Linked DNA regions of Homo sapiens: region 1 is linked to region 2. Evidence: chromatin contacts called from ENCODE Hi-C or POLR2A ChIA-PET data. All regions are on one chromosome and are shown on one strand. The core of a region is the stretch at or near the end of the contact, and the rest is flanking DNA. Distances in the headings are between cores, read along the strand shown.

What was found. Hi-C counts contacts between places; a loop is a spot of excess contacts on that map. ChIA-PET counts read pairs that join two places held with the same protein, here RNA polymerase II (POLR2A). Pooled maps may share reads with other maps.
Region 1: a pooled map shows a loop between it and region 2 (2.7-fold over the local background). The contact joins the enhancer-like site here to the promoter of DHX58 in region 2. A Hi-C loop is called at or near these places in 1 of 50 pooled maps. POLR2A ChIA-PET finds 5 or more read pairs at or near these places in 3 of 52 experiments (RWPE1 and activated CD4-positive, alpha-beta T cell).

Annotation. Positions count from the first base shown.
Region 1 is chr17:42,341,468-42,344,167 of GRCh38, forward strand. The region is part of intron 4 of STAT3 (signal transducer and activator of transcription 3); the gene reads right to left. Among named protein-coding and RNA genes, the nearest start is that of STAT3, 46 kb to the right of the region's middle. RefSeq lists a silencer at 1,915-1,984. Within about 2 kb of position 1,289, at least 2 of the 41 ENCODE cell types and tissues checked have a DNase peak (open chromatin) inside an H3K27ac peak, as active enhancers do.
Region 2 is chr17:42,111,458-42,114,157 of GRCh38, forward strand. It overlaps DHX58 (DExH-box helicase 58), which reads right to left and starts at 1,257. Exons shown (of 14, transcript NM_024119.3): 1 at 1,148-1,257; 2 at 656-748; 3 at 268-436; 4 at 1-40. The coding sequence starts at 435. It overlaps KAT2A (lysine acetyltransferase 2A), which reads right to left. Exons shown (of 18, transcript NM_021078.3): 17 at 2,543-2,627; 18 at 1,654-2,385. The coding sequence ends at 2,192. RefSeq lists enhancers at 765-864, 1,105-1,624.

The DNA.
Region 1 (2,700 bases), core at 39-2,538, 230 kb after region 2:
GAGAAATCTTATTCAACTTCCTTAGACAAAATGACACACATCCTTTTCTGTGTTTTTCTCACTTTGAGTGTTTGTGTACTTATAATCCCAACTAGCCTGACAGCCCTTGGTAGCAGGGATTACATCCACTCTTCTATCTTTAACCAATTCTAGACACTTAAGAGCATGCCAGGTATTGTAAACAGAAAAAATAGCAGTGAGGCCTGGGTTGAGGCCACAAATAACCAACTTATAGCTTTATATCAGGGGTTGCAAACTTTTTCTCTAAGGGACAGAGGGTAAATATTTTTGGTTTCCTGGGTCATACAGTCCCTGCCACAAATAGCCCTGCCACTGCAGCACCAAAGCAGCCACAGATAATGCATAAATAAATGAGTGTGGCTGGGTTCCGAAAAAACCTCATTTACAAAAACAAGCAGCAGGCTGGATTTGGGCCACGCTCACAGTTTGCAGACCCCTAATCCGTACGATTGAAAACATCCTTGGGATAACTTTGGCTTTCCTACCTCCCATGGTAAGTTGGAGCCTCTATCCAAATTGACTTAAACCACTTATTTTTATCTTGTGGAGCAGGATAAAATACAAAGGTTTTCCACAGCAGAAAATCCTAGTGCTGCCTGAGCAAATGCCTGTGTGCTAACCTCTTGGGCTACAGGGCACTGCACAGTAAGTGTTACCTACCACCTCGCTCACACCTGAGCATATCAGTTTTCTGCTTAAAATTCCTCACTAGGGCCGGACACAGTGGCTTATGCCTGTAATCCCAGCACTTTGGGAGGCCGAGGTGGATGGATCACCTGAGGTCAGGAGTTTGAGACCAGCCTGGCCAATATGGTGAAACCCTATCTCACTAAAAATACAAAAAATTAGCCCAGTGTGGTGGCTCATGCCTGTAATCCCAGCTACTTGGGAAGCTGAGACATGAGAATCGCTTGAACCTGAGAGGCAGAGGTTGCAGTGGGCCGAAATCGCGTCACTGCACTCCGGCCTGGGTGACAGAGTGAGACTCTGTCTCAAAAGAAAAAAAAAAAATTCTTCACTGGGTCCCCATTTCCTACAGTAATGGTGAGGGTGATGATAGTGATGTCAGCAGCAGCAGAAAGCAGTTAAATTATTTTGCATTTATGTGTCAGATACTGTTCTAAGCATTTTACATGTATGAATTAATTCTATGAAGAAGGTATTGTTATCACTCCCATTGGAGGAACAGAGAGAGTAAAAATTGTTTACTTAAGGTTACAGAGCAAGTGGCAGGGCTGCGGGTTCAAACCGAAGCAGTTGGCCCCTTGTGGTAAACTGCTCTTCCAGGGCCCCACTGTTAGGCATGACTAATTAAAACATCATGTGGCCTTGACTAGCTTGTCTTCCCCGACCCAATCAGATGCTGAACTTTCTACACTTCTCCCAAGAATACACATTTCTGTTTCTGTCTTTGAACATGATCTTCTTTCTGCCTGGAGAGCTCTTTCTCATCAGTTGATGAGCCCAGGAGTTCAACACCAGCCTGGGAAACATGGCAAGAGCCCATCTCTACCAAAAAAAAAAAAAAAAAAAATTAGCTGGGCATGGTGGCATGTGCCTGTAGTCCCAGCTACTCATAAGGCTGAGGCAGGAGGATCGCTAGGGCCCAGGTGGTTGAGGCTGCAGTGAGCTGTGATCACACCACTGCACTCCAGCCTGGGTGACAGAGTGAGACTGTCTCAAAAAAAAAAAAAAAAAACAAAGGTTACAAAGGTAAATTTGAAATGTAATGTTATGTGTATTTCACCACAATTTTTTAAAAAGCAGGGGGTCACGGAGAAAAAGAAAAAATGTCCCTGATTATAGGATATTAAAGACGGTAAAACCCCTCACAGAAAGTAAAAAAGTCTCCTATGACCGACTACTTTAATGATTTAGTATATGTGTTTCCAGATATTTTCCCATACATACCAATAGTATATGCAAATTGCATACATTTAGTTTTACTACTATGAATCAGATCTTTCTTTTTTTTTTTTTTTTTTTTTCAGTCGGAGTCTCGCTCTGTCGCCCAGGAGTGCAGTGGCGCAATCTTGGTTCACTACAACCTCCGCCTCCCAGGTTCAAGCGATTCTCCTGCCCCAGCTTCCCGAGTAGCTGGGACTACAGGCGCGTACCACCACACCCAGCTAATTTTTGTATTTTTAGTAGAGATGGGGTTTCATCATGTTGGCCAGGATGGTCTCAATCTCTTGACCTCATGATCTGCCCACCTTGGCCTCCCAAAGTGCTTGGATTACAGGCGTGAGACATCGTGCCTGGCCCAGATCTTTACTTTCATTACATCTTCTAACAGGTTACTGCTGCTACTGATTAGGGGAACTGCAGATTCTAAAAATATTTATCTTGTATACAATGGCCTTTCTAAACCTTGCTAGTTCCAATTGTTATTGTTAGTTTTGTTTCTCTTGGATCTTCGAGGAAGACCTATCTATCTGTAAATAATAAGAGTTCTGTCCCTTGCTTTCCAATATTTGTACCCTCATTTCTTTTTCTTTTTGCATAGGCTGGATCCCTCAGAAAAGTATCAATGGTAAAAGACATCCTTATCTTTTGCTGTTTTTACTGAGAATAGTGTTTCACCACTGTGCATCATGCTCCCTTTGGTTTCTGATAAATATTCTTTCTTGTGTTTAGAAAGATCCTTAATTAAGCCAGGTGCGGTTGCTCACGCCTGTA
Region 2 (2,700 bases), core at 7-2,506:
TGCGCCTGAACTCTTCACCATGCTGGGTCACCAGGTGCACCTGGGGGTGGAGAATGAGCTGGGAAAAGAGAGCTGAATCTGGGGCCAGGGGTAGGGAGGCGGTAAGGTGACCCGCAGGACATGGCTGGGTACTGAGCCAGGGTGGAAAGACAGGTGAGCTTAGCGATGGCCACAGCAGCTTTGGAGTTCTGGTGGGGACTGGGAGATGCCTGAAGAGCTAAGACCCTGCTTGGTGGTGGGAGAGCGGGGTAGGGACAGACCACTCACCCTGTTGACCAATACAACCACCTTGGCTCCATCCACAGTCTCTAGGTGCCGCTTGGCCACATAAGCAGCCGCCCGGGTCTTCCCGGCACCCGTGGGCAGCCAGATGATGATATTCTTGCCCTCCAGGGCAGGCATGATCACCTCCCATTGGTAGGACCGAAGCTCCATTCTGGGAATGGCAGGGGACTCAGACCCACCGACTCCTCCACCCCTCCCAACTCCTGGCCAGACCAGTCAGTACAGAGACCTCCCTTTGCCCAGGACTCCACCCCACTTGAGGGAGGTGGGGCAGGACTCCCTCAGAACCCATCAGGACCCTGCTCTGCCCAAAAGGGGGAGGCGGGAGTAACACAGGCTACACCTGCCCCCTGCCCAGCCCAGGACTCACCTGCTCTAGTAGGTAGGTCTGCCCAGGGCAGTCCCACTTAACTCAGCCTGGTGCCACTCTGCTCAGCTCAGAGACCCAAGATGGAAACTGAAACTGAGGGAAGGAGCCAGCTGAGCCGACTTAGGAATCTCCCATCCCCGCCCCAGGAAAAAGAACCAAGAGAAAAGAACCGTTTGTGCTAACAGTCATCGCCAACTGCCGTGAGTACAAACTCCGGTTAAGTACTGCTGCTGCGCCAGCGCCCTGGCAGGCATGATCACCTCCCATTGGTAGGGCCACAGCTCCATTCTGGGAATGGCAGGGGACTCAGACCCACTGGGCCCTCCACTCATCCCAACTCCTGGCCAGAGCAGTCGGTACAGAGACCTCCCTTTGCCCAGGACTCCACCCCACTTGAGGGAGGTGGGGGGGGGGACACCCTCAAAACTCATCAGAAGCCTGCTGTGGCCAAAAGGTGGGGGTGGGGGGGGGTGGGAGTAACACAGGCTACACCTGCGCCTTGCCCAGCCTGGGTCTCGCCTGCACCACCACGTAGGCCTGCCCAAGGCGGCCCTGCTTAGCTCAGCCTGGTGCCGCTGTGCTCAGCGCAGAGAGCAGAAATCAGAAATGGAAACTGAAACTGAGGGGAGGAGCCAGCTGAGCCGACTTACGAATCTCCTATCCCTGCCCCAAGAAAAAGAACCACGTGTGCTAACAGGGAAGCACTCTTTCAGTGCTACAGGATCCTCTACGCTCTGGCCCTTCTGCAGTCAGTTGTAACCACATCCACCCAGGTTAAGGTGAAGGCAGGAGGTTCTGACCCCTGCTGCCCTGGCATCTGGATCAGGAGCAGCCTGGAGGAGGGAGAGGTGGGGGGCTGCAGGCAGGTAGGACCCATCACCCCAGGAGCACAGGACCAGGCCTGAGGCTTGCTGGGGAGAGCAGCCTCCAGTTTGCAAGAGGTCCCTGGGGGCCAAGGTGAGCCTGCTAAGGCTGGGACTACACCAAAGAAACAATCACACAGAGAAATAAAAAGCTTTATTATTCCCTCTAAGGGATTAATGCCAGGGAATGAATGGTCCCCATACCCCCCACCCCTGGGGGAGACTGACAGAACAGTGCTGGACAAGGCATGGCCCCCTTCAGTTTGGGCTGAACTTCCAACCCCTGAAGCCATCACTCAAGCTAAAATGAGCAGTTCTGGTCCTCAGGGAAACAGCCACCTGGGCCAGGCCCAGGAATCCAAGCCTCCAAAGCTCTTGGGGACCAGGCCTGGGGGCCACCACGGCTGGGCAAGGTTCATCCCTGGCCACCAGCTACTCTAGAGGGGCTGGGCCCCAACCCAGGAGACCTCTCACACACAGTGAAGGCTGGGACAGAGCTGCACGCTTGGGGGTGCCTGAAGGTCCAGAAAGAGCTGCAGGATCGGGTCCGGAGGACCCTTGGCTGGAGTGTCTCAAGCTGAGTCGGGTCCGTGGGGCCAGGGCACCCCCTAAGGATCAGATCAGAATCCGAGGTGGAGACATTCCAGGTCAGGGCTGCGGCCCAAAGATGGGCCTACTTGTCAATGAGGCCTCCCTCCTTGAGCTTGAAGTAGAAGAACTTCTCCAGGGCGCTGGCACAGCGGCAGTACTCGCTGTCCGGGGGGTTGTACTCGCGACAGTTGGCGATGACCCGCTGCAGGTCGGCCACAAAGAGCTTCCGGGTCACGTAGTAGCGGCTTCGCAGCCGCTCAGTCATGGTCTTCAGGTCTGGGGCAGCAGGAGACGGAGCACAGCTTTAAGAGGCTGAAGACCACGGCAGGGCTGTCCACCAGGGTGGGCCCCCTGGGGCTGCAGGGCGCAGTGAGGGCAGGAGCAGGTGTGGGGACAGAAGAGGAGGGAAGGGGATGGAATGGAAGGTCCTCACCAATGGGGAAGCGGATGACCTCGTAGTAGTCAGGGGCCTCCGACTTCTTCACAGGCTCCATGAAGGGCCAGGCACTGGGGTGAGACTGGAGAGAAGAGCCGGGCTGGGGACAGCCCTGCTGCGCCCACGCCAGCCCGAGACCACTACCCACCCCACAC